2 separate regions of the Homo sapiens genome follow, and region 2 is linked to region 1. Evidence: read pairs that join two places in POLR2A ChIA-PET (ENCODE). Cell type or tissue: Panc1. All regions are shown on one strand. Each heading gives the region's core, and the rest is flanking DNA. Links, peaks and the distances in the headings are about the cores only. Region 1 overlaps PKD1L1 (polycystin 1 like 1, transient receptor potential channel interacting). Region 2 overlaps HUS1 (HUS1 checkpoint clamp component).

Evidence for each region. Peaks named below come from ENCODE experiments on the same cell type or tissue, not always from the same donor. Only the 100,000 strongest peaks of a DNase experiment are listed, where the experiment ranks them.
Region 2: POLR2A ChIA-PET joins it to region 1 with 7 read pairs; 2 of 35 experiments call an interaction of 5 or more read pairs at or near these places.

The regions. Positions count from the first base shown.
Region 1 is chr7:47,797,999-47,814,839 of GRCh38, forward strand. It overlaps PKD1L1 (polycystin 1 like 1, transient receptor potential channel interacting), which reads right to left. Exons shown (of 57, transcript NM_138295.5): 48 at 15,933-16,016; 49 at 15,123-15,295; 50 at 13,819-14,053; 51 at 11,475-11,579; 52 at 10,249-10,389; 53 at 5,212-5,346; 54 at 2,651-2,881. PKD1L1-AS1 (PKD1L1 antisense RNA 1) reads left to right here. Exons shown (of 4, transcript NR_161269.1): 2 at 15,428-15,571. Among named protein-coding and RNA genes, the nearest start is that of PKD1L1-AS1, 11 kb to the left of the region's middle. In Panc1, for the core only: no CTCF peak of the experiment used is centred there; no DNase peak of the experiment used is centred there; H3K27ac peaks cover 8,000 bases.
Region 2 is chr7:47,965,861-47,978,184 of GRCh38, forward strand. HUS1 (HUS1 checkpoint clamp component) reads right to left here. Exons shown (of 8, transcript NM_004507.4): 4 at 10,870-10,977; 5 at 9,753-9,827; 6 at 3,359-3,458; 7 at 1,946-2,065. Among named protein-coding and RNA genes, the nearest start is that of HUS1, 7.6 kb to the right of the region's middle. RefSeq lists a silencer at 3,032-3,326. In Panc1, for the core only: a CTCF peak has its summit at 3,170 (motif pointing left); a DNase peak (open chromatin) is centred at 3,180; H3K27ac peaks cover 1,594 bases.

The DNA of each region.
Region 1 (16,841 bases), core at 4,597-12,596:
TTAGGATGCCAATTCCCCCCAAATTTGATTTATAATTCCACAGCAAGTTCAATCAAAACACCAACATGATTTTTTAAAAAGATAGTAACAAGATGATTCTAAAACATATTGAAAGGCAAAAGAGCTAGAACACCTACAGTCAAAACAGAACAAAGCTGGAGGACTCATCCATGCTACTTTAAGATTTGCCACAGAGTGAAAAAGACCTCATGGGATTGGCTAAAGGAAAGATCAATGGAGTAGAATAGAGAACCCAGATATAGATCCACACAGATACAGTCAATTGCTTTTTGACAAAGTTGTAAAGCCAATTCAATGGAGTAAATATTCTTCAAAAAAATTGTGCTGGAAAAATTGGATATTCATTTATAAAAAACAGGAACTCTGTTCCATACCTCACATCTTACATTAAAATTAGCTTAAAACAGATGATTAACCTAAATGTAAAACATAGAACTATAAAAATTCTAGAAGAAAGGCCACGTGCAGTGGCTCACGTCTGTAATCCCAGCACTTTGGGAGGCTGAGGCGGGAGGATCACGAGGTCAGGAGTTCGAGACCAGCCTTACCAACATGACGAAACCCTGTCTCTACTAAAAATACAAAATTAGCTGGGTGTGGTGGCACACGCCTGTAATCCCAGCTACTCAGGAGACTGAGGCAGGAGAATCACTTGAACCTGGGAGACAGAGGTTGCAGTGATCTGAGATCACGCCACTGCACTCCAGCCTGGGCGACAGAGTGAGACTCTGTCTCAAAAAAAAAAAACAAAAAAACCAAAAACAAAGAAACAAAAAAAATTCTAGAAGAAAATAATAGGAGAAAATATGTGACCTTGGGTTTGGCAATTCATTTGAGCCAGGACACCAACAGCAAAATCCATAAAAGAAAACATTGAAAAACTGGCCTTTATCAAAATTTACAACTTCTGCTCTGTAGAGATGCTGTTAAGAGAATAAAAGGAGAAGCTACAGATTTACAAATCACATATCCAATTTAAAAACTGTATTCAAAATATAAAAATTGCCACAATTATTTGTATATGCCAGTCTTCCCCTATGGACTGTGAGCTCCCTGAGGCAGGAAGCAGTTATTATCTTTGTTTCGCCATTGCCTGAATATAATGGGCATTCTTTAGTTTTTTGTTGAATGAGTGAGTGCATGAATGAACAAATGAGTGGATTGATGGATGGATGGGTGGGTGGATAGGTGGACAGGTAACTAGTTTGGTGAGTAGGTGTGTGGATGGGTGATCGATGGATTTATGCATTCATGGATGAGCAAGAGTAGGGAGCTAGGATCATTGATAAAAGCAAAGGACTCGGGCCTGAGTGTTGTCAAGGTGTGAACATGAGCAATCACTTTTAGTTTCCCTCTAGCTACTAAACTAGAATACCAGTAGACTTTTAAGGACTGCAGAGAATTTTTATCCACTTACAAAGCTTGAATATTAAATTTACTGAACTTGCAGTGGGCTCTACAATGTGTCAGGAACTACTACCCTAGAAGGCAGGCACACCAATATGCCTGCTAGGAATGTGGCTAGAGTTCAAAAGCAGACAAAAACCAATAGCACAAGACAATGGGTGCAATGAGGAGGCATGCTCAGAGCCTTTGGGGGTCCAGGGGAGAATCGGTGCTGGGAGAGCTTCTAGAGGGAACACCACATTGACCCTGTCTTAGAACTTAACGCTGAACGAGTCACAGTGGAGGGATCCGAGGGAAGGCATGTTCAGTAAGTGTGGACAGCATGCCTATAGGCTTAGTCAAGCACAGAGCAGGGGTCCCAACCCTGAGCCTTCCATAGGAACACCTGTAGGGCCTTCTGGAAATAGAAGTGATGAGTCCCACCCTTGTGATGTGGGCATAGCAATCCTGGGTCTGGCTGGGCAGAGCAGGTCGGAGCCTCGGCAGGGAGGGGTAAAATATAAGACACTCAGTAACATTTTAATTTCAGGTCAACAACAAATAACTTTTAACATAAATATGTCTGAACTGCTGCAGGGGGCTTACTAATACTGAAAACTTTTCCATTGTTTACTGAAACTTAACTGTAACTGGGTTCCAGTTTTATTTGCTAAATCTGTTGACCCCAAGTCCAGGCAATAGGACAAGACCATGGGGGAGACTCTTCTTCCACTGAAGGAGTTTAAGCCATGTATGACATGACTAGATTTGCCAGTGGCAGGTCAGTAGGAGGGCGTGAAACAGGGAGCCATTCCTCCTTCAGCCGCTAGCCTGGAGAACACGTCCAGTGGAGGTGGCTGATGGGAGTGCAACTCTGATAAGATGGAAAGACTGAGAAAAGGCAACAGATACCCCTGAGGCAGTGTGAGATTGCAGATGAAGTTCACAGTAAGAAATGATGTGATTCAGTGCAGAGTGAGGGGGGCCAGGGAAGCTTCCTGGAGGAAGTGGCACCCTGGGGTGGCTGCTCTCGTGCTGGACTATTCTAGAGTAAGGGAGAGTCAAACCAACTGTGTTTGACGGACCTGACCTCCCAGGGCAGGTGAGCTGGACGGCAGGGATTCATTACCATGAGATCTGGCCTGTGTTGCCTGGCCCTGTCCACATGGACCAGAGTTTCACCCCAACAGCAAATGAAACTTTTACAAACCATAACTTGAAAGTTGGGGATGTGTTTACTTACCATTCCAAAACACAGTGTGGCAGAGACTATTAAAAGGATCCCAAAGTAACAAGCCATGGCCCGCTGGTCAGACTTGGAAAGGCCAAGGAGGCAGTCTTTTTGGCTTCTTCTGGGAAAATGAAACAGCAGCCCGGGGAAGGCGTCTGTGAAGGTGCCAGGTGGTAGAACCCACATAGAGAGCAGAAATCGGTGCAGGTGGGAGAGGGCGGCCAGCATCAGTGCCCCCACCAGCTGCAGAAAGAAAATCCAGAGAGCACTGACCTTGTCACCTCTTCTTAGGAGTGGAAGACTCAACTTCCAAATGTTGAAAATAGAGACAAACTTGGAGGGGCAGTTTTGGGAGTGTGGATCAATCATGTCATCCCTGGTTTTGAACCCAAAAGGCGTATGTCACCCTCTCACCCATCTCCCAGGCCTCCCTCCTCCCACCCCACCAGCCTCCCACACTGTGGCTGGTCTCCCTCCTCCCTTTCAAGGGCTCTTCCTGCCAGTGCCCTCTCCTCTCCTCAGCTGCCTCCTCTGCCTATGGTGACAAGCGGCCTGCTCCCCTGGCCTTTGGCCCCCTTAGGAAGCCATGGTTGCCATGAGGGGGCAGCTCCCTCATGATCTTTATGTCCCCCGCACCTGGCCAGAGCTTAGTAAAATAAATCACTTAGGAAGCATCAGGAAGGCTTTCCAATTTTGATGTAGATTTGGTTCAGGTTAAGTTTCATGGTCCTGGTTGTCGTAACAGACTGGGAACTTGGCCTGGGATCTGAGGGGTTGTATCACTGGCTCCGTTCATGCTTCTCACTCCATCTGCTCCAACCAGCCCTGGTGCTGACAAGTATTTTTTCAGCCTGGATGTCAGACCATCAGGCGGTCGTCCCATAGGTCCACATGGGGCTGTGTGTGTAGACTGTGGACGGGCCTACAGAGAGGCCCTACCTAGCTGCAGCTATAGTCATGGGCTGCATTCTGTGTGGGTGCTTGCTGGATTCATGTACAAGCCTGGACAGGTACCCAAAGACTTCCCTACAAATGCACTAGGACTCGTTTTAGTATTACTTACTCCATAAGTGAAATCAGACATCAGTGGAACTCAGAAGAAAGAAAGCACAATCTATGAGTCTACAACTGGACAAATTGAGCTGTGTGGTCTCCCGGTCTCCCCTTGATGCCTATGCATCTATACTTGCTGCACAGTTAGAATTCTGCTACTTAATTTGGACACAAATTATTTATATTCTGGGCTTTTTTTTCCTTACATAAAAGCATTTTTGGCTGGGCGTGGTGGCTCATGCCTGTAATCCCAGCACTTTGGGAGGCCGAGGCGGGCGGATCACGAGGTCAGGAGATCGAGACCATCCTGGCTAACACGGTGAAACACCGTCTCTACTAAAAATACAAAAAATTAGCCACACATGGTGGTGTGTGCCTGTAGTCCCAGCTACTCGGGAGGCTGAGGCAGAAGAATGGCATGAACCCGGGAGGCGGAGCTTTGCAGTGAGCCGAGATTGCACCACTGCCCTCCAGCCTGGGTGACAGAGCGAGACTCTATCTCAAAAAAAAAAAAAAAAAAAGCAGTTTTGCATGTTGCTAAATGGTCTTAATAATGACTAGTTTAATCACTCCATAAATTCTACATGCATATAATCTCAAAGGCCAGTAGTAACCTTCGGGGCAAATGTCGTTAATGCTTTTTCTGGAGGCAGAGGTTGGGCAAATGGCTGGTGCTCGCAACAGTGAGCTGGAGTGTGGGACAGCCAGGTTCAAATGCTGCTCTCTCTGACTCTCAGGTTCGTTCTCTCTGCCCTGGTTTGCTCAGCATGTTCCTCCAGTGTAAGGTGAATAGGGCTTGCAGAACCCCTTCCCTGGAGCAGGAGACCTGTGCTTGGTGTCCTGTGTGGCTTGGATCCTGACAGCCAGAGCCTCCTAACTCAGGGCACTTGGCCTAGACTTTCCCTCAGCCCTGATTGCAATTCTTTGCTGTACTAGGGCCTGTCAGGTTGGAGAAAGCTCTTTCTCTGCTGGGACCAGATCGGAATCAACAGCACCCCAGGAACTTCATCAGGGCTCCAAGCTGTACTCTGTACCTGTTGATTCGGAGCTTCACCCTCCAGACCAGACTTCAGGGCTAGCCCTGGATGAAGACTTGGCTGTGCCCTGTTGTTTGAGACAGGAAATCCTGAGAATCTTCTAAGAAGAACTGTGCCTGTCCATAGCTTGGTTGTGATAGTTAAACGAAGTAATCTATGAGAGGCCCAAAGTGCCATTCCTGGCACTTAGAGAAAGCTCAGTAGGTGATAATAACTACTTATATTAGTAATAATAACATGCTGTTGTAAGGTATAGTACAGAGCAAGTGTTTCCTAAATCATGGTTATTGTTGTCATGACCATAACTTACTATGTAACTATTGATATCAGTTATCTAAAACCACACTGTAAGGGATTAGAAGACTGGAATTCTAGACGGTGTTTAACCTTGAGAGCAGTTTGTTTTTCCCTTGAGAAAGGCTGACGAGTACACAGATCAATGGTTTACAAGGGAAATCACCTGATAAAGGGGAGAGTTCTTACCCCTGCTACAAAGATGCTGGGGAGTGAGTGGCGCATCATGGAGGAGCAGGATGCCATTGTGTTTTGAATGCCAGGAAGATAGACGCATTTTAATGTGAAGAGGAATAAGAGGATTCCCCGGAGCCATCGAGCCCTCTGAGACAGAAGAACATAACAGTCAGTGTGCCATGCCAGTCACTGAAAGGTGCAGACATATTCACAGCTGTCAGTCATGCATAAAGAGTTCATTGGATTTGATGATGTTATATAGACCCATGAGTCTCCGAGGGACATCAAGTGCAGATGTCTGCAGAGGAGAATGAGTTGGAACTAGGGGTAAATACAAATCGTAACGCATTTTGAGAAGACCTGCTCTGAATTCTGGCCTGGCCATTTCTTTGAACACCAGGATGGAGCAGGTCTAGCAGGCACACACAGATGGGACTCTGTCCACCCCACGTCTGTTCTCCCTGTCTGCGCCTCAGTCTACTGGGCTATAAGAAAATCATCACCACAGAGGGGACTCAAAGAAGTATTTAGTGCATGCTTATTTCCTTTCCCCCAGATACATGTACAGAATAGGGCACCAACACTTTCCAAGTAGGTTTTTAAAAACGTAATCCTTGCAAATACGGGAGGCACTCCACTTTATATCTCTAGAGTCTACGGCTCAGATAAACAGTGTGAACAGACAAACATAGTACAACTGGGGGGCATGGCAGACCCAGGGGCAAACAGCCTTATGGACTCGTCCACATTCACAAGGCCTCTAGGAAGGCTGCTCCCTTCTCCCCTCCCTACCAGGGGCTTATGGGGAAAGTACTTTTGGGTGTATGATCTCATATGCTCTCACCAAAATTATAAGCCCAAGAGAAAAGAAATGACAGCTGGATGGTTTAAAATCTATATGGGCAATGAATCAAGGTTTTCTGTTTGTTTTATTTCCTCAGTAATTGGGACAAAGTCAACAATGACTTCTGACAACCAAAACCTAGAGAAGCTGTGAGTGGCTGTCACCCCTCGGGTTCCCTTCAGAGCAGGCAGGGCCGCACATGGTTGAATGGGGGATGAATGGGGCTTTAGCCAGCACCGGCCAAGAAAAATGCAATGCAAGCTATGGGTAGAATTTTCTAGTAGCCATGTTTTAAAAAGTATAATTAAACAGAGTAAATTTGTTTTATAATATATTTTGTTTAAAATAGTACATGTAAAATCATAAAAAATAGCATCATGTCAATATGTAACCAACATAAAAATTATTGAGATATTTTACATTTTTAATTTTTTTTTTTTTTTTTTTTGAGAGAGAGTCTCAATCTGTTACCCAGGCTTGAGTGGCAGGATCTCGGCTCACTGCAACCTCCGCCTCCTGGTGAGTTCAAGCAATTCTCCTGTCTCAGCCTACCGAGTAGCTGGGGCTACAGGCACATGCCACCATAGTGGCTATTATTATTATTTTTATTTTTTTTGCATTTTAATAGAGACAGCATTTCACCATGTTGCTCAGGCTGGTCTTGAACTTCTGAACTCAGGCAATCTGTCAGCCTTGGCCTCCCAAAATGCTAGGATTATAGGCGTGAGCCACCACGCCCAGCACATTTTTAATTTTCATACTAAGTTTATGAAGTCCAGTGAGTATTTTACACTCACAGCACATCTCAGTTTGGACTAGCCACATTTGAAGTTCTCAATAGCCATGTGTGGCTAGTGGTGACTATTGGACAACACGGCTATAAACCTCCTGTGGACAGAGTGGAAGGGCCGCTTTCTTGCCTCCATCTGATTGAGGGATGCCATAAAGCCTTCTGAGTAATTGCCATTATTATGACTTTCATTTATGGAACATCTGCTAGGTGCCAAGCTGTTCCAAGGATATGTTTGAATGTGCCTGTACAAATACACACACACACACACACACACACACACACACACATTCAAATCCTAGCAAAACCCCCAAGGTATGTATCATAGTTCTACCTTATTAAGACTTGAAGAAAGTTAAGAAACTTGCCCAATGGCACATGGTCAAAGAGGAGCTGGGAGTGAGTTTTAGGTCTGCTGATTCTAAAGCCTGTGCATTTTCATTTTCACACACTCAAATCATAGTTCTTTAATCCTGGGTGTTAAATTCCATCATTAGAAAGTCATTTGTGTTTATCTTGAAGATGACTCGTTCTTCCTGCACCTGGGATGCAGCCTACATTGAAGTTAGAGCTAAATTCCTCTAACTGTCTCTACAGAGAATAATTTGACAAACAGCACAACAGGTGCCCACAGAAGTGGAATTAGGAGGGAAAGCCGTAGTGTGGGCAGAGGCCAAGGTGCCAGAACAGAGACGGGTACATGAGGGCACCTCAGAAGACAAACATGGTCTACACTGCACATTTCTGAAAAGCTGGCCCTGAACACACAGCAACACAGCAACAGAGCTGAATGGTGTGAGATACAGGTTCCTGCCTTGAGCACTCCTGGGTCAGGACAATGTGGACCATGTCCTTGGAGGGCCGTTCCATTGCATTATAGTTCTGTGCTTAGGAATGCAGTTACCCAGGACCCCAAGACCAGAGGCCAATTCCAGTGCAGCTCCTATATCAATGTGAGTGACCTTGAGCCAGTTGCTTAACCTTTCAGAGCCTCGGTCTAGATGGGTGGCATACTAGTACCTGTTTCATTAGATGGTTGGATAGCTCAACATACACGTGATTATATAGAATTTATGCAGTGCCTGGCAGGAGCTAACCTCAATACATGTCAGCTCTTCTCAGAAGCTAATTGAGGAATTGGAAATTGGCATCTGCCCTAGAAAGGATCCCCAGGGAAGAGGGGCTCTCCCCAGGTAAGTTTTTCTGGCAGGGGCAGGGAACATAATGAGAAAGATAGGACATCAGTGGGGAAAAGGGATATAAGGATGAACTCACTTCCCAAGGTCAGAAGTCAGGAGGAGGCTATTTACTGCAAGTCACCAGGTCAGTATGTAGACCAGATTCATGTTTGCCCTAGTCATGCTTCTAGAAAACCTCCCCTGTCCGCATCAGGTGAAAAGAACATCCTACATTCACTCTGCCCCCTATTCCTGAGGCCCACACCTGCTGGCCAATCAGTGACTAATCAGATGCTCTTGTAAGCTGTGCACTGAGAGACAGAAAGCTGGCCGCTATCTGTGGGCCTTTAAGCACAGGCAAGGGAGTGTCAGGCATGTCGGCATTGTAGCCCACAGGACCATGCAAGACTACAGTTACATGGGTAAGCCAGAACTCAAATAGTAGGAAGCGGGTTGACTAGCAGAGCTATACTATAAAAGGTAGACCAGGAAGCCTGCTGTCTGTCCCAGAGAGAGATGCCAATAAATTAAGCAGCCAGTCCTCATCGGGCCCTAATATTGGTACCAGGGGAGCAGTAGTGAACAAAATAGATACATTCTCTATTCTGCAGTTTCCAGCCTTGTGGGGGAAGACAGTAAACCAAATAATTGCTTAATGCAGATTTCATTAGATGCTGATAAGTGCCTGCAGAACAGGTCCCTGGTTGGCCTTGGCCAGCCCAGCTCTTCCCCTTTTATTGCTTATAGTTCTCACAATAACTGTTGAATGTGCTAGGAATGCAATATCCGGAGATAAGGAGGAACTACATGGAAGAGCGTGGGCTCTGGTCATGTTCCTCCAAGAAGAGGATGCCCTCTAACACTTTAGCACAGCATGTTATGTTCCCCCAGCTTATGAAACTTCAGGGCAGGCAGCTTTCCAGGCTCTCTGAACTGGTGCAAGCGGGACACACACAGACAGGATTCTGTCGGGACACACACAGACGGGACTCTGTCGGGACACACACAGACGGGACTCTGTCCACCCTGGTCAGCTTTCCTGAGGTGGGGGCACTGGCTCACCATGCAGCCCAGGCTTCTGCTGTCCCTGCCAATCTGTGAGTGACAGTTGCTTTGCCTTGCTTGTGCGAGTGTTCTGTCTCATCAGATTCATGTATTCTTTCACTTCAGGAGAAAAGCCAAATCTTCTGCTTGGGCTCCTTTAGAACCTGTTTCTTTCCTCTAGCCTAGGGAGTTTCTCTTGCTTGCAACAAAATGATCTCCAACAAAGAGGCAGGGACTGGGGCACTGGTGGAGGAAGCAGAAGTGTAGAGGAAACGAGCCTCATCCTGCCTGGTTCTCCTTACACAGCGGACAGGAGCCAAGGGGTGAGAGGGAGGTTGTGGGGCAGATGAATGGACCTGGGGAGAAGGGGCCTGAAGATGGAGGGGAACTGGCCCTTGTTCTCTAGGTTGCTATAGGACTCACCCAGCCCTGGGGGTGGCCCTGGGGCCCTGACCACCCTCTAGATGGGAAAAGGAGGACAAGGGGGTTAGGGAGGGGCTAGATCTGAGGGCAGCAGGGCAAGGAGGCAGAGTATGTGGGCTCATCTTCCACCACCACAGGAAGGCAGCGTCCCATGCTGTTGTGGGGGGATCCTGCCCCATCTCATCAGCCCCCTCCCCAGGGCTCGTCCAGGCCCATCTGTGCACATTTGCCTGGTCCTCCTGGTAGGAGCCCCCATCCCTGTGGGGAACCATTCCCTGCAGGAAGGGCTGCCTAGGGGAAGGAGGTACAGGGACTTTGAAACCAGACTTCTCTCTATTGAGGGACCTGATACTCTGTGAGCTTTGGTGTCTTCACTTGCAGAGTGGCTAATACTGCCTGCATTTATGACTGTCGCCAGAATGAAGAGAGAAAATGGTGTGTCTAAGCAAGTCAGCGCTAGCCTCCTTCCTCCATGCTGCATCAACACCTGCTTCCTGTGCCCCTTAGCGTCCCCTGGAGGCACTGGGGGAATTCCAGGCTCTTGAGTTCTGCTCCACGCAGAATCCACATACCCCAGTGTTCAAAGCATGTCTCAAGCTCTTCAGGCCCTTCACTGTCCTGGCCACTCCCATCTGCCAGCTCAGAGCATCATCTCTCGATATCAAACAAATCTGTTGTCTCGCACCTTCTAGAGTTTGTGTGACCTCTGCCTTTTGGATGGCATCACAGTGCATGGCCTCTATCTGCATGGCCCTGAGCACACCGTGTACCTGATTCCATGATGCCATAAGGGTGAGGTCCATAAATGCTCGGCAAAGTCCTCTGTGAAACTGGTTAGTGACATCTCCAGCAAGAGTAACAAGGTGGCCGGAAACTGCATAGTAGGTGAGGCTCACTCCAACCACGGAGAGCTGGAACATCCAAGAGAAAGGCCCTCAGATGGCTCCTGAGGAAGGGCTTACCTGGCACCCCATGTGACACGCGTTTGTAAGTTACAGTCATGAGTCACTTAACTACAGGGATGCCTTCTGAGAAATGCATCGCTGGGTGATTTTGTCCTTGGGGGAACATTATAGGGTGCACTTATGCAAACATAGACAGTCCCACACACCTAGGCTATATGAGACAGCCTATTGTTCCCAGGCTACAACCCTGTGCAGCGTGTTCCTGTACTGAATACTGAGGCAATCATACACAATGGTAAGTGCTGGTGTATCTAACTATATCTAAGCATCGAAAAGATACAGTAAAAATACAGTACAAAAGGTAAAAAATGATCCACCTGTATCAGCACTTACGATGAATGGCACTTGCAGGACCAGAAGTGGCTCTGGGTGAGGCACTGAGTGAGTGGTGAGTGAATGTGAAGCCCTAGAGCATTACTGTACGCTAATGTAGACTTTATAAATGCTGCACACTTAGGCTACACTAAATTTGTAAACACGTTTTTCTTTCTTCAGTAATAAATTAACCTTAGCTTACTGTAACCCTTTTACTTAAAAATCTTTTAATTTTTTTAAACTTTTTGACTCTATGATAACACAGCTTAAAACACAAATGCACTGTACAGCTGTACAAAAAATATTTTCCTTATATCCTAATTCCAAAAGTTTTTTCTATTTTTAAAAATTTTGTTTTAATTTTTTATTTTTAAACTTCTTTATTAAAAGCTAAGATACAAACAGACATATTTAGCCTAGGCCTACATACAAGGTCAGAATCAAGATGTCATTAGGTGACAGAAATTTCTTAGCACCATAAGATCTTATGGGACCACCACCTTGGCTGAAATTCGTGTGGTACATGACGGTAACTGTAACAACACTAAATGATACCTGATCTCAAATGCTGTTTTGAGATTAACACTACAGAGGGAGAAAACTGCAATAATGTTGGCAGTAGCTAGTGCATAATCAATTTCTTATTTAAATTATTTTTTCAAGATATAAACAGTTTATTGTTATTTTTCAAAAGAAAATGACACAAGAGAGGCTACCTCCAGCCAGTTCCTTGGCTTTCGCCAGTAGCTGAGGACGCCCTTGTCCATCATACGGTAGAGTTGAACACAGAGGTGGATCAGGCTGAGTGCCAGGAAGACCAGCTGGTGGAGAGAATGTAAACAAACAAGATCAATAGGAATGCTGATAAATTGTTTTTTGAAGGTCTAAACATGTGACCAGCTCCCCTGCCAATCACCTTTGAGTAGCTAGGATGCAAGCCCATTTCCTGTTCTGCAGAGGTTTAATCCTAAACTTGCTCTTCAGTAGGCACTTGGGGTGTTTGGTGCCTCTCCACAAGTCAAGCACTCACAGAAACTCCATGCCAGGGGTTAGAACCCAAGATGGTCTCTGCACTCAGGGAAAGCACGGAGTATGGGCATCTACGGCCACCAGGCCTCCCGACCTCCATGCTGATCCTCCAGTCCTTCCTTGGCACTGCTCAAAAGAGTGAGTTTCTGTGTACATGTGAAATAGATAACATATGAACTATATATACATATATATACTAGTTTTCTCAGCCAAGTAAAGTCTTCTAAAGCTCCCTTATAAGCACTTTCTTAAAGTTCTCTATGTGATTCTCTCTCCAGTGGTGAGTTACCTGTTGATTCATGCCTTTAATCACTAACCCAAACTCAAATTTAGTTATGGATTTGCAAGGAACTGAAGCACATCAGCAGGGCTTTATGCATCTTCTCTGTCCTCTGTTGGAGTTATGTGCATTGTGTCCCATTGGCCCGCTGTAAGGAGCTACACACATAATCAAAGCAGGGTTCACTTTTGGGTGCTGCAAGGTGTTTAACAGCAGTGCTGTGCTGAGCCTTATTGGAGCCTGAGGCAAAGAAACTATCAGGAAAACTGATCCTGCCATTGCTTACAATTTCCATATTTTGTCCAATATGATTTTTTGATATGAATTCTGATGTTTATAAATATTGCACCAGAATACTGTTCACCTTGATTACCAAGTATTTGTGGTGCCCCTTAAATTTGATGCCCAAGGTAAGTACTTTATGTGTCTCCCCCAGGCAGACCCTGACCAGTGGCCCATGCTCCCACCCTCCATTGCGCCCACACCAGCGCGAGCTGAGCTCTACACAAATCTCAGCCTTTACCGGGTCACTGAACAGTCCCTAGAGTCTAAAACCTCTTGGGACTCCCCTCTCTTCACTGCTAAAGCAAAGTAACCTTGACCTGAAGAGTCAGCAGGACTTAGTTCTTCATAGCAGAAAAGTCAACTACAGGCAGAAAATCAGGAAAGTTCCCAAGGAATAACTCAGAGTGACTTCTGGTGTTTTGGATTGTTCAGTGAAGCTATGTGGACATATTCCATCTCACCAAGACCCTGGGTACTGTGGACTGAAGATTTGTGTTCCCTTGAATTCACAGGTGGAAGCCCTAACTCCTAGTGTGGATATATGTGGGGATGGGGCTCCTAAGGAAGTAATCAAGGTTAACTGGGGCTCTGGTCCTATAGGATTAGTGTCCTTACACAAAGAGACTCTAGACAGCTCTCTCTTGCTCTCTTTCCCTGTGTATACCCACAAAGAAGAGGTTCTGTGAGCACACCGTGAGAAGGCGGCCATCTCCCAGGACTAGAGACCTCGCCAGAACCTCACCAGGCTTGATCTTGATCATGGAATTCCAGCCTCTGGGAGTGTGGGAAGTAAATGTCTCCTTCTTTTTTTTTTTTTTTTTTAGACGGAGTCTTGCTCTGTTGCCCAGGCTGGAGTGCAGTGGCGCAATCTCAGCTCACTGCAACCTCCGCCTCCCAGGTTCAAGAAATTCTCCCGCCTTCAGCCTCCCAAGTAGTTGGGATTACAGGTGCATGCCACCATGCCCGGCTAATTTTTGTATTTTTTCAGTAGAGATGGGTTTTCACCATGTTGGCCAGGCCGGTGTTGAACTCCTGACCTTGTGATCCGCCCACCTCGGCCTCCCAAAGTGCTGAGATTACAGGCATAAGCCACCGCGCCTGGCCATAAATGTCTCTTTTTAAAGCACCCAGTGTAGGCTATTCTGTTACAGCAGCCTGAGCTAAATCCCTGGGGGGATCTAAACATCAGGCCCAATTCCCCCGTGATGAATTTGGTACCTCAAGACAGCTCTATATTTGCCCTTGCCACACATGTGAAGATTGGTTTCCCCACTGGGGGTCTTCTTCGTCTCATGCCCCAACCCTTAGTGTGATGCTTGCTGCAAGAAGGGGATGTGACAAAGAGTGTGACCGGAGGGGCAGGTGAATGGGTAGGGAACTAGTCCTGTCTGGTGGAGAAGCCCAGCCCAGGTGAAGCCCCATCTTCCTGTGCACCTCCAGGAGGCCCAAGAGGCAGGTCAGCTCACCTGGGGAAGCATGAGGTGGTACTGCAGGGCTGAGTCGCTGCGGAAGATGCTGAATGACTCCACCAGGGATGAGGGGACGAGACTCCCCGTAGGGAGGATCTCCACTCTCAGGGACACGCTGGTGAAGAGTTGGGTTGGAGGGTTATAGAGAGTGAAGTGCACAGACACAGCCCTGGTGCTGCGGTCAATCCACATGCTGGCCCTGAGTCGGGACAGGGCTGTGTGGGCTTCAGTCCTGTAAAACAGCACACACTGGGGTAGGGCAGGGCAGGGAGAAAGGCACAGAAGTCTACTGAGGCTCCCAGCTGCAGGTCCCATGCTGGGAACACCCTATGCTAGACTTTGCAAGGACACACAGTGCCTGGGCTTCAAGGGGCAGGACAGATGGCCCTCTGTATCTAAGAGACCTCATCAATAGCCCTCTGTCCTCTCTCCTTGCCCCACCCTCTTCCCTGCAGCAGCCCAGGGGACCCTCAGGCAGGAGGGACCTGGAGAACGGAGGCCTCCATTTCCCACCCCAACCCATGTGAGGCAGAGATGTCCACTCTCTCTCCCCAGGGACTCTAGAATATTCATTGTTCTTTTTTTTTCTAGAGACCCCACTGTTTGGAACAAACAAGCTGGGAGAAGGCAGTTACTAAATACTAACTCGTATTTAGTAACAATTAAATCATTTCCTTTTTAAAGAGTATTACTCAAAGGCTCACATTATTGTAACTGTCTAGACCTCCCCGTTGCTCTAAGACCATCCGTGTTACCACTGGGTCAGCACAGCTCCAACCCAGTGTGAGGTGCATGCTGCTTGGGGAGCCACGGGTGGCTGTGGACAACAGTGTGACTGGCTGGATGGGGCAGGCGGCCTGACCTCAGACCTAGCTGCAACATGGGGTCGTGCTTGTTACGCACTTGAACCTCCACCCCTCACCCTCAGGACATGGGAAAAGTAGCACAGGGCCTATTCCACAGAGCTAGGTGAGGATTAAATGAGACAGTAAACACCCAGCTTGGCACAAGGTCAGCATGCAACAAATGCTCCTTATATTCCATGAGCTACAGATGTTCTAGCAACCACTTTTTGAAAGAACGTTTGCTCTGTGCTCTCCCACGTGGAGGCCTGAGCCTGTGTGATGCTTCTATCATTCACAACAATGACAAGTCTGGCTGGAGCCCCTGGCAGTGGTGCGCTGACCTCGCAGGCCTGTCAGGAGGCTGCACCTGCTGCAGATGCGCTGCGTCCAGCAGGCACCAGAGCTGGAGTGGCGGTGGCAGGCAGGATGAGCCCCGGCCCTTCGAATCTCACTGACCTTGTTCTGCCCAGGCTGAGCACACAGTCCTCCCTTGTCCCACAGCCCCCAGGACCATTCAGGGTCACGTTTTGGTTCTCTGGGTCTATCAGGTAGGGGTTCTCAGGGCCTCCAACTTCGGGACTACATGTAGGAATAGAGTCTTCGATGAGTGCTGAAAATGGCCTGGGAGGCTGCAGAACAAACCAGCAGTCAGAAGACACAGATACTATTCCCAAGGCTACCCTGCAATCCGGGGTCTCCAGGCCTGGCCACATGTGAACACCTGCTCTGTCCTGCAACATGGCACCCTTCTCTCCTCATAGGATCGTTCTGCAGCCTGTTTCGTGGTCTACAGACTCTAGCTCAAGCTACAGGATCAAGGTTCTACCCACAGAAGGTTGGCATCTGAGCTGTGTATGGTTCTAAGGCTTAGACCACTTGAAGACTTCCCCATCATGAGATGCCAGGTAAAATGCCTGTCTCAGGGCATACCCTCCCCATTAGAAAAAGATATGTGAATATTCTATTTTTAGATTGTTTGATTAAAAATCCTAGTTTTGCCTAGAATGCCAGTCTCTAAGGCCAAAGAGTGAATTGAAGAAACCTGCAGCAGAACGTCAAGGAAGAAAGAGGCTTTGGGAAAGTGTTCATAAAGGGGAAGGAAGGAAGGGCGAGGCTCGCCCTCTCCCCAGCCCCGGCACTGACAATTCCAATTACCACTGAACTCACAGAGAAGTTCAAATGATCTGCCAGGGTCCTGCCCCAATGTTGCCTAGACTTCTCTAATTCCATTTATTCTTGGAAGCAAAAGGAAAAGGAACATCTTACCTTGCATAAATGCCTAGGAAAAACTTTTAGCTGCCTAATTACGGAACTGCCTATTAGGTAGCATTTTCCTCCAAGAGCTCCAGGCTGAAAGGAGAAAAAAGATGATGAGGACTGGGTGTGCTGTGGACTTCAAACCTCCTCATCAAGCGTGCTCAAAAGGCGTGGGGCTCTGGGTAACTCCACCTGCTACCATAGAGGTCAGAGTTTTATTTTCCTTCCAATACCATTTTAGGGATACAACCAACATTCTAAGAAGGCAGCAACAACCTCCCCAGACTTGTCCTGGAAAAGGGTTAACGTTCAAATGGTGTTCGTAACTTTCGTCACATGAGAATGCTCTCTTTTATCTTTTTTGAAAGTTTCTCCAGTGTCATCAACCCAAGAGACTATATAGAATACAACAAAATAAAATTATAAATAAACTGCTCAAGGAATATGGACAAATATATTTCTCTTTTTTAAATTTAAAGACAGAGAATAGCTCTGTTGCCCAGGCTGGAGTGCAGTGGTGTGACCTGAGCTCACTGCAATCTCCACCCACCGGGTTCAAGCAATTCTCCTGCCTCAGCCTCCCAAGTAGCTAGGATTACAGGCATGTGCCACCACGCGCGGCTAATTTTTGTATTTTTAGTCTGGAGTGCAGTGGCATGATCTTGGCTCACTTCAACCTCCACCTCTCAGGTTCAAGCAATTCTGCCTCAGCCTTGCAAGTAGCTGGGATTATAGGCACGCGCCACCACACACAGCTAACTTTTGTATTTTTAGTAGAGACAGGGTTTCCCCATGTTGGCCAGGCTGGTCTCGAACTCCTGACCTCGTGATCCACCTGCCTCAGCTTCCCAAAGTGCTGGGATTACAGGTGTGAGCCACCGCGCCCAGGATATTTCATTTTTAAACATGGGAAAGGGG
Region 2 (12,324 bases), core at 1-8,000, 160 kb after region 1:
CTCAACGGTCCTGCCAATCCCGTGAGGGCCATGGGTGATGGCTAAAATCCAAGGCATCAGGCATGCAACCAAGCAGGGAAGTAAAGAGCACATGAGGGTGGGCAGGAGCACACAGTGTGACAACCACCGAGAGCTCGGGGAGCTGCAGCACAGCAGCCGAGGAAAGCTCTCCAGCAGATATGAGTGAGTGACAAGAAACCATGTGTGAGCAGGCTGCAGAGAGGCCAATCCCAGGAGATGGGAGGTTGGGGAAAGGACCAGAAAGGACAAGCAGGAGACAAACATTCTTTAGGAGAGGTGGTGCAAGGGCACAGGAGAGGCAGAGACTGAGGGTGGCAGGACCTAGCTAGAGGAGGGGACAATTGAGCCGACACCTGAAGGAGACTAACAGAGACAGAAAAGGGGCTTTGGGAAGTTAAGAAGGTATGAGAAGTTCAACCCACGGTGTTTTAAAAAAAATTTTTGCTACATCACAATTTGCTGGTCTTCCTTTCTCTGCTACACGTGGAGACACCAAAGTGAATGTTGGGAAGACACTTGGCTTAGTCAACCACCTTTGATAAGAACTCTTCCATGTTCCTCAACAGCCTTGGATTCAGAAAGTCCCCAAAATACCAAGTTCAAAGACTGATGTTGTGCAGCGCAGGGGCCCCCCACACCCTGTGTTTCCACACTCTGCAGACAGGAGGGGTATTTCACTCTCTCACCATTCACACTGTGCTTGTCAGGACCAAGGGTCTGGGCATTGTACAGGAGCTTGGGAGAAGTGCAGCCATGAGGCCCAGCCCAAACTATGAATAAGGAGTCCCTTTACATGACCTTCAGGCGATCTCCATGCACATCGAGGTTCTCAGAAGCACCTTTAAGGACCCTGCACTGCCACACAGCTCCCACTATGCTCAGCCCTAGAAATATGACATCGTCCATGTCAAAGTTCCTTAAAATGCAGCACAGGTACCTCACCCCAAAACTCCCCATGATCTGGCCTAGTCTAGCTTCTCCATCTCTACCCTCAGAGCTGCTTCTCTGGCGATATCTCCTTCTGTGCCCATCACTCCAACTGTGTGACACCTTCCCCAATTCCCAAACACCCATTGCCCCTCCCATGGTCTCTTCTGATTCTCTTCATGTCTCTCATTCAAAAGGGCTGGTCCTTGACATTGCCACCTAGAATCTTCTGTTCCTTCTCTACAGCACACTGCAGATCTGAAGGGGATGAGGTGCAGTGTTGGCTCAACCTCCCTCTCAGCTCAGCCTGGGAGCTATGCTACAAAACGTGGAACTTCAAATCCAGGATGCAGTCGCTTTTAGGTTGCTGTGATTTCAGTAGTAAGGTGACAAAAATGCCTTGAAAAGCTCTTGGCAGGTAATGCCTTTCTCATGTGTGGTCAGTAGATGAAGAGTGCTGGAGCAGGTGTGTGACCTCACAAGATGGGGCCCAGCCAGAATCAAGAGGCAACTGTTAACAACCAGCAGCCAAGGGACAGATATGGGGCAGCGAATGCAGGCCAGCATAGCCACAGAAAGGAAACAAGACATCACAAGGGAAAACTTAAATCCAAGCCAAACCGTGTCTGGCACTCTGAGCAGGTCAAATTAGATGACCATGGAGAAGGTGGGATGATCTGCACCCATTCTCCCGATGGCATCTCCAGGTGTGCTGGCCAACTGAGGCAGCACACAACCCACCTACCAACCAGTGTGGCTGCAGGTTTCAGGCCCTAACAGAGTGCCCAGGGGTTGTTTCTCTGCTGCCACCTTAGGTACTTCTGAATCTAGGAAAATTTAAAAAACCCCACTGTTCTAGGAAGTTAAAGTCCACATAATTGAGCTTTTTTTTTTTTTTTTGGATTTATGAGACTATATGCAATCTGTTAGACTAGAGTTGACTGCAGTATTTAGAATATGAAAGAATATGAAAAACAAAACAGAGAAGCACACTCACTGCATAAGGCCTTTGTGGGATTTACTTGTTGTCCAGCAAGAAACTGTAGGAGCTTCCTAATATCTATGTGCACTTCAGCCATGTGTTCCACGTTTCTGTCCTCATGGGTGCTTTCAGAGGCTAAAATGATAGGAATGCATTTAAATACAACATCTTCCCACGTAACAGGAAACCTGGAGATACTCAATGCATTTTACTTAAATAAATGATTCACTTTAGCACTGATTTTAGCATCCTGAAGAAATATTGCAACTTGTAAATGTTGTCATTCATTAAGCATTAGGTCCTAACTATTTAAAATACTATGATAATTTCCAAGGCATCTTTATTTACAGGGGACTTGAAATATAACTCAATCTCCCTCTTCAGGTCAAAGAAAATTTTATTTATTTGTACTTACTATGTATTTTAAGAGTGAAAATATATACATTAACTAATACAAGGCCTGTCATTCTGGAGTGGAATTAAAAAAAAAAAGAAAACATCCTTTCTACCTCTGAGAAAGTACCAAAGATAAGTCCCACCTTATGTTTATTAAAAGAAACAAAATGAGTGACATCAGAATGAATCGCTTTACACAATATTATCAAAGGCATAACCGTATGGATTTCACTCTGCTGGAGCAGGATGCTCTTAACTAGAAAGTAAAAATTCCTTCCAACTCTATGCTAAAATCTGTGTTTATATTCAAGCAGACTCGTAGTAACTTAAATGTGACTAGGGCCGATTTTATTGGTTCTGGCACACTTATGTATCATAAAATGATTTTCTCATCATCCCCAGGTGTTTCTCCCCTGGTCCTTTACCTGCTTTCCTGCTCAGGCAGCCCCTGCTACTGTGCAGCTGCCACTTTCCAGCCATGATTCTAACCCCCTCTTGGCTTATAACTCACCAAACTGTCCAACCGTCCCCTCTCTCCCCACTTGCTGAACTGACTCTATCGTCCCTTATTACCTTGTATGAGATAAGAAATGTGATCAAGTGAAACAGTTTTGCATCTGCTACACTAATTTCATACATATGGAAGTAACTGAAGGAGGAGAATATAAGAACAAATGTATCTACCTTTCTGAATCCATGCCAGGTGAGAAATAGAAATCTTTAGGAGTAGGACAGGAATTGAATAGCTGGAAGGGATCTTGGAGGTTATGTAACTTGATCCGAATTCTACAGAGGATGGAGACCCTGCACAGATCTGTCAGCTACTTGGTGGCACAGCTTCTCCCCCTGGTGGCTAACTGCCCCACTACACCACAGGGATACATAGTCCAGTCTCAATTCCTTTGTTCTTCACCCAAGCATGAAACAAAGTCAACTGAATTTCAACCTTTTTACATGAAGAGACCTCAACAGGTAGGTTATCTGAAACAATTAACTTATCCAAAGCAAAATATAACCCACTAGAAAACTTACCTAATGGAGGATTTCCAAGATCTTTAAAATGAGTTGTAACACATACTAATTCAGTTTCTATTTTCAAATTCAATTCTCCATCTAGGTTTGCTTCAATAACCTGCAAATTGAGTATTTTACATAGTCTTAGAAAAGGAAGCCAAAAGGAAAAAAACTCCATGGGCAACAGCTTTCACACAACCAGATGACAAAGTACCCTACAAAACCTCAAAACACCTCAGAGCACACTGAGACCCCCGTGCTATCAGGGAAAGTGAGAAGATAAGGCCCAAGAGCCAAGAACTCAGAAATCTCCCAAAAATCTCAAAGGGGAAGTCCCCCTGCCTGCCTCCCGGAATGAAGAACTCAGTGAAGATGTGAAAACAGGTGGAACTCCGAGAGGACTTGCCAGGAGACTACAGCAGCACAAGGGCAGGGCTCTAGGGAGGGCTGGGTGGAGCTGATGAGAACTCCCTCACAGCAGGAGAGAGTCCTGCACTGAGAAGGAACCACGGGAAGTAAGAGCCTCAACTAAGCAGAATGGGCACCTTGGGCAAAAAAAAGGGAATGAAACTTTAAATGAAGGAAAAAGAGGGACAGATCTCAGAAAGTCCTGGGGATGTGGTGAGGATGCATGTTTTAATATTTTGTGGTTACAAAGAATAGAGAATTCTAGAGTCATTAAATTAGAAAACTATTTTGGTCCACTTTCACTCCTACAATGAAACTTCCTCCTAAAAGAACCAGAAAAACCAGCCGGGCGCGGTGGCTCTCGCTTGTAATCCCAGCACTTTGGGAGGCCGAGGCGGGCGGATCACGAGGTCAGGAGATCAAGACCATCCTGGCTAACACGGTGAAACCCCGTCTCTACTAAAAATACAAAAAATTAGCCGGGCGTGGTGGCGGGCGCCTGTAGTCCCAGCTACTCGGGAGGCTGAGGCAGGAGAATGGCATGAACCCGGGAGGCGGAACTTGCAGTGAGCCGAGATTGCGCCACTGCACTCCAGCCTGGGTGAAAGAGCGAGACTCTGTCTCAAAAAAAAAAAAAAAAAAAAAAGAGAAATGAACAATAATAGACGCTATGACACAACAACATAAATCAGAATTAGGGAAGCTCAGACATGAGATGACCAGAGAGCACGCACATAAAACACAGCTGACAGCACAGGAAGTAATTAGAAACATAAGGAAAAATTTCAGAAACAGAAACTAGTTTAGAAGGAAGACTAGAGCAAATAGGCACCACAGAGAGAATAGTAAGAGAAACTGGGATGGAAAGGAGAAAGATAAAATTTACCAAACAGAAACAAAGAGTTAAAAGGATCTGACAGAAAATAATAAAGACAGTGGAGAAGATCCAAGCCCTCTGAGTCCCAGAAGAAAAACAAAGCACTGGAAAAGAAATGCTATCAACTACAGCTCAAAACTTTCCTGAAGTGAATGAAGAGTTCGGCCCACATATTGAAAGGACACACCACACACCTGGGAAAACTGACCCCGGATGGTCAAGACAATTGGATTGAAAGAAAAATGGGAAAAATCCCCAGGGTATTTAGTCCCCACTTTCAAATGAATAAATCCAAGCTGTGAAACAAAATCAGAATGGAGTCATTCTTTTTGATAGCAATAATATACACCAGCAGACAATGCAGTGCAGTGAGCCAAACTGACATTATAAACACATGATAACCAATGAAATCCTATTCCTGTGAGTCCTTCTTGAGTGATATGCTAGAGAATAGGCTTTTAATAACCAAAAAAATCATTGGAGAAGTTACAGCATAAACAGTGTGAGCCTTATTTTGACCTTTAGAACCAAAACTAAACAACAGGAATGAAGAGGACAGAATAACGTGTAGTAATAAAATTTTATGCTCTGATGATGTAGACATAATATAACCATTACAAAACAGGAAGGGGGAAAATGAGAAGAATGTGGAAATCAGTGTCTTATTTTTATAAAATATAAATCAACCATTTGTCATAAACACACATTTAATATGACTATAAGGCCTTCAGAATCTCATGAGAACATAGCCATTTATTTAGAAAATAAACTCACATGTTGGAAAATGAAATGTCCAAATCCAGAAGGGTCTGGGGCTGCTGTTGGGTTACCAGGACTGAGGATGGCTGAGCCAAACTCCACACGCCCAGGCTACCAGACTTCTGCCATCCCCTCATATACCATCGGGCACCCCTCTTCTACTCCTGCTCTTGCTGCCCGGGGACTGTCTCCACAGGTCACAAGGGACTCCTTTCCTTTGAAGCTCCTCTACCCACCCCAACAACCAATCAGTTCTTTTAATTGGATGGAACCTAGAAGTGAAGCATATGCCACAGTATGGTTTGAGGTTTTGCTAACCTATCCTGGTCCACTCCCGCACCTACAATGAAATTTCCTCCTAAAAGAACCAGTACCTGTTATTTCTCTTTTTGATGTTGATATCTGCCCAATGTTAAAGCCTAGGAGGTCTCTGGAAAGCCAGTGTGTAGTCTGCTGGATAGCATTTTGCCATCTAGTACTAGAAAAGTGCCACCTAGCAACTGGTCTTATTTAGGGCCATTCCATCCTCACAGTGTCACAGAAAGAAAACAGAGAAGGCACTCTGTCTGCACGGCTCTGTATCAGTGTTCATGTTTACTGAATACAATTTAGTGTTCCTTGTTCTTATTCCTTAAAATTGGTGAACTCTGAATAGTTTTCATTCCAGAAACAAAGTTTTTCTAATTTGGGTGAGCTCTTATTTCTGAGCTTTTCACATTAATAGAAAAATAGTGCCCCAAACTTACCTGTTGTATAATCTACTTTGAATGAGAAATACTCATTTTCAACCCTTTTCTTTCATTAATCCAAAAAAATATATTGTTATATTTCCTAACCCGTTTTCCTACAATCTGGAACAATAGTTGACTGAAATAAAATATATAAAACAATCTTTGTGAATATGCTAGACTGCTTAGTGGGGCTAAGGCTAACACATGACCTTAGCTCATTTGTTCCAAACAACCACACACCCAAGATCTGTAAATTCCCATTGTTTTGAAAAGCAATGGTTTTAGATATAAATAAATAAATACTTATTTAAAAATGCAACTTGCAATGGGCCTAGATGCACTTCAGGCTTAAATGTTCTCTTGTGTTTTCTTCAAATTCCTAAGAATCTCAGTAACAGAACATTAGATTCCAACTCCCTCCTAACCATTAACACCTGGTGCCTAGCACATGGTGGCCTTAAGTCAATACTTACTGAAGAAACTAACAAACAACTAATTCTCTGAACACTGGTCACTCATGTCTATTTTAAGATTCAGTTATTTGGGATATTATACACAACAACACACTTGATTTCTTAAGTATCAGGGTAAGATCTTTCAATGATTTCCTTAAAATAGTCAACTATTGTTTATAGAATGCTGACTATACTGGGCACCTAGTAAAAATTATCTCTAAATTTTTAAAAACTGACGAAGCCCCTGTCATAGCTGCACTGTTATCCCCATTTGGGGTAGTATCCAGCACTAGGGTACTCACTGCACAGCGCAGCCTGGAGCTGAACCCAGGTATGTGGCTCCAATGACTCCCCTCTTCCATATCATGACTCCTAAACATAGACTCTGGTTTCTATCATTAGGTGACCCTGCAGAGCCGTTTCTCAGATAACATTTGAAGTACAATATAGTATGGCAATGATGTGGTTTGTTTTGGCTCAGCAACCCCACCCAAATCTCATCTCGAATTGTAATCCCCAAGTGCTGAGAAGGGGCCTGGTGGTAGGTGACTGGATCATGGGGGCAGCTTTTCCCATGCTGTTCTCTTGATAGTGAGGGAGTTCTCATGAGATCTGATGGTTTTAAAAATGGCAGTTTTTCCTGTGTTCTTCTCTCTCCAGCTGCCATGTTAAGACGTGCCTTGCTTCCCCTTTGCCTTCTGTCATGACTGTAAGTTTCCTGAGGCCTCCTCAGCTATACAGGACTGTGAGTCAATTAAACCTCTTTTGTTTATAAATTACCTGGTCTCAGGTAATATCTTTTTAGCAGCGTGAAAACGGAGTAATACAGGCACACATCACAAAGTACTGCTACATGATGTGGTCTGAAGACAGGCAGCATCGACATCTCCCAGGAGCTGGTCAGAAACAGAGCCTCAGGCTCCAGCTCAGACCTCCCAAATCAGAACCTGCACTTTAACCAGATTCCAGGGGATTCACACGCATGGTAGAACTTAGAAGCAATGTCTTAGAACATGATGTCAATTCCCTCCAGTTCTTGCTTCTTTTTCTGCTCCTGCATGAGTCACATACAACCCACCCCATCAGTCACACCTCGCATTTAATGAAAGGAAGTAACTGGGCATCTCTAATGGGAAGGTGGGCATTTTTAGTGTGTTAAGTCTACCCATTTTCCTTAATTCTACTGCCTGTAATATTCAGATACAGAATTCTGGATACCCAGGAAGACCTCATTATGTACTTTGCTACAGTAACTTGATAACTTTCCATTTAGTAATTCCAGATCGTAGTAGCCTCTCCACAATATTTCTATGTTTTTTTAAACTCCAAAAAAGAGAAAACAAAACACCTCTGATGATTCTAAGCTACCCTTCTACCTCTCTACCTTGCTGACTCATTTTCATTGAACAGAAAGAACAAACAAATGCCATCCTTCAATTAACAGCCCTGTCTTTTCTCTCCTGGGCCTCTCTGAATTTCTCTGGAAGTCCCCAGGGTATCCCCAGATGAAGCCAGCCTGACAACTGGATCAGCATCACTGCAGTCACAGGTGACACCAACGTCAGCACAGTGCACACTGCTTCATGGAAAACAGATTTTATAGATTAAGTTATGAAGGAAAAGCTTTGAGTTACCCAGGTCCAATGACAGCATTGCTCTTAGTGTGCAGAACTCTAGAAAAAAACAGTCAAATGTACATTTTCTAGGCTTCAAAATACTTTTGTGATTTCAAAGACCTCTTGAAGCTAAATTTTGTTCCAGATCCATGCAACACTTATTGCTGCCTACTGAGTGGCAATCCCACACTGGGCAGCTGGGACACAAAGATGATTAAGATGGGGTTTCCTTTATCAAGAAGCTGGTGGTTCACGAGACCTTCAGAGATCTTAGCAGGTGATTTACCATGTACACTGGACAGCTCAGCTCCATGGAGGAGCTTCCAGAGGGGTGGTGGGGAAAGGTCTGTGATGAAGCATGAGAATGGCTAAGTGCCTTCCAGGGAGATGGAGAGAAGAAGCCATGTGTCAAATGGCAAAGAAACTGAACAAAAAAGAAGAGGCATTGTGGGGGAATACCAGAACCCAGCCTCGTTCTGCAGGGAGGGTGTGGCAATACAACAGAGATGTGGCTATAAAGGTGGCCTGGTACACTGTCAAGATCAAAAGTTTATGCTTCATCAGGTGGACAGTGGTTTTTAGAAGATTCAGGGACATAACCAAGGGTGTTTTTTGGAGCAGGATAGGAGGGAGCAGGGGGAGGAGGGAGGGGCAGTGAGTGAAGGAAGAATTCACAATAACCCCAGGTATGAATGAGGATAACCTACACATTTCCCACCACTGTCACACACTGTAACATTTCGAGCCATGTGGCCATAGGAGACTTCCACAAAATAAACAGAAAATAAACAGAAATATAAAAGTGCCCCCTAGCTTGGTGTGAGGTGTGCTTGGAATAAAGGCTGCTATGGTGTGGCATATCTTTGTCCCTGGCTCACTGAAAGACACTTGGCACGCAGACAGGAAACTCCAAACTCACTGTCAGTCATATCAGTGACTCACAGAAAAATACGGGCACGTTAGCAGGTAAAAGATACAATGTTCCAGCCGGGCGCGGTGGCTCACGCCTGTAATCCCAGTACTTTGGGAGGCCTAGGCGGGCGGACCACGAGGTCAGGAGATCGAGACCATCCTGGCTAACACGGTGAAACCCCGTCTGTACTAAAAATACGAAACAAAAAATTAGCCAGGCATGGTGGCAGGCGCCTGTAGTCCCAGCTACTCGGGAGGCTGAGGTGGGAGAATGGCATGAACCCGGGAGGCGGAGCTTACAGTGAGGTGAGATGGCGCCATTGCACTCCAGCCTGGGCGACAGAGTGAGACTCTGTCTCAAAAAAAAAAAAAAAAAAGAAAGATACAATGTTTCATACAAAATATAAGAGGAAAAACAGGCAGATTAAAGGCAAATATAAAAGCTTTCCTCAAAGAATTAGAGTTGAAAAGTATTGGAATAGGTTTCTAAATCCAACTAGCAATCTGCAGGTTCTCAGCACCAGGCCAGGTCCTCATAAGTGGGAACTCGGTTAGGAGGTGCCCACCTGCATGGACTGCTGCAGGGTGAGCTGGAGAACCCACGCCGTCCCACCAAATACTTCAGAGTTCTTTTCTAAAGAAGTTGTGACTTACAAGGTGATTGCTGATGTTTTTCATTTTTTCCACAACACTCTTCATAGTCTTCAAGACTGGTAAATAAATACTAACCTACAAAACCAATGAGAAAAAAGCACAAGTATTAAAAATATTAATATACTCTAGTAATGACAAGGGCCCCATAACTAACTCTAGAACACATGCATGCTCAAAAACTATGGGATACTATTTTACAATTTTCTGAATAAAGTTCTTTTAAAAATATAAAAAGAAAACCAATTCTATTTCACTAACTCAAGGATGCTCAAGCAAAATTAAAGAATGGAATGCCTGCCTCTGGTTACCTCAGCAACCATGTCCCTGTGGGCATTCTTTTGGCTCAAGAAGGAATAGGGTACTTCAGCTGAGATGCCCCTATATTGGTCCAGGGGGAATATAACTCAGGCAATCAGCAGGAGGCCCTCCTCTAAGGGACATTTACACCTATGATTCAAGGGCCTTTTCCATGCTCTGTACAAAAACATGGCAGACAGTCACTGCATCACATCTGAGACTGTTACCAAGAGTGCTCTATAAAACACAGGCTTTTTCAAAATCAGTGTAGGTGCCATCTAGTAAAAGTCAAGTAATTATTTTACCCAGCATATTTCTGTACTTTCTTCTTAAACAAATTGTGAGCAAGAGGAAATGGGCCCTTTGGCATCATCTTTACTTTCAGGAGCTCTAGGGTTAACCATCGGCATGACCGTTACCCCATGTTAGCCCTAAGCCATGAAATTCTTCTCTTCTTGGCTTTCGTGCACATCCAGATATCGCTCCTGACCGGCTGAGGAAAAGATCAAGTCCTGTGAAACCCAAATTGGTGTCTAAGGCCAAGAATACTAATAAATACTAATTGTCCTCCAAAAGTATCATTTGTGTTTTAAGTGATGTTACTGAGCGAGACATTTTCTACATATAGGATGGCATGACATTTCTATCATATGCAACATTTTTAAGATGCTTTATGTAAATAACAAAAGGCAAATAATCTAATGTTTTCGTTAAGTATCCTTTAAAAATAAAATATACTGCAAGACTACAACTAAAACTAGAGAATTCAAGTCATGCCATTTAATGTGGGGTGTACAGCAGGACTGCAGGCATCACCTACATCAGGATCTGGGACCACCGGTTCTTGTAAGTCCTTCCACAATTTCCTAGGAATCACCTTTATGGGGATGTCATGGGTCACAATGCGGCTACTGCTTGACATAGATAACTGCCAAGAAAAGAATTTAAAAATATTTTTATGTTGTTAATATTAAGCAACAACAAAACAAACCCGAAGACCCGGGACAAAAAAGTTGAAATACCAAATCTAAGTGGAATGCTGTCAGTTTATTCACTCAAAAGCCATTCGACCAATATTGATGGTGCCAATATTTATGGAACAGACTCTGGGTACTTCCAGGAACTGGGAAGTGTGGTGATAAGACAAAAAGGTCCTTAGTGTTCCAGTGGAACAAACAGATCAATAAAAATGCAAACAAATGAAACTGTATGAAATGCTCATTATAGCCGTGAGAAAGCACTCCACAGAGACCAGGGTGAGTGTGGGGGAGTTTCCTTAGACTGAGGAGGTGACATTTCAGATACCACCAAAAGCAGGAGAAGCAGCAGCCATGGGAAGACAAGAACAAGGGGACAGGGTTTCAGGCTGGGGAAACAGCACATGTAAAGCCGTGAGGCAGAAAGAAGCAAGCCTGCTATGTTGACGCAACCAAGAGAAGGCCATTCTTTGGGCATAGGACACTCAGAGTGCTGCAGTTTCTAACAGTTAAAAGGCAAACTATATTTATTTCTAGGGGCTCCTATGAGACTCACAGACCAAAATATCTTGCACTTTTGGACAAAAAGTATTATACGTTACTATCTTGCTTTTCCTTAAGCAATAGAAAAAACATACCAAACTTATACTGTGACATGAAATGCCCTAATTAGCTCTGAGAACTGCCTGACTGCAAAGAGTTGAGAGTTATGAAGAAAAGCTGGGCTGGGCGCCGTGGCTCATGCCTACAATCGCAGCACTTTGGGAGGCCGAGGTAGGTGGATCACTTGACGTCAGGAGTTCGAGACCAGCCTGGCCAATATGGTGATACCCCGACTCTACTAAAAAAATACAAAAATTAGCTGGGTGTGGTGGTGGGTGCCTGTAATTCCAGCTACTCAGGAGGCTGAGGCATGAGAATCGCTTGAACCCGGGAGATGGAGGTTGCAGTGAGCCGAGATCGCGCCACTGCACTCCAGCCTGGGTGATAGAGAGACTCCGTCTCAAAAAAAAGGAAATACGAACCTCATTCTATGAGTAGGAAGAGCAACTCTGGATTGTATGTATGCGCATGAGTTTGTGTATTTGTGTGTTTGGAGGACAGCTGTGCACTAAATTCATCTGGCAGTAGCATATAAAACATACGTGTACTGAAGAACGAGGGGCCATTTAAAGGTTATTATAGCAGATGAGGCAGGGTGGGAGTGGGGAGAAAACATGTCAAAGGTGAAAATGGATAGAGAAACCATGATTTCTAGACAAGGTGACAATACCACTACAAGAAACAGAGAGGCTGGA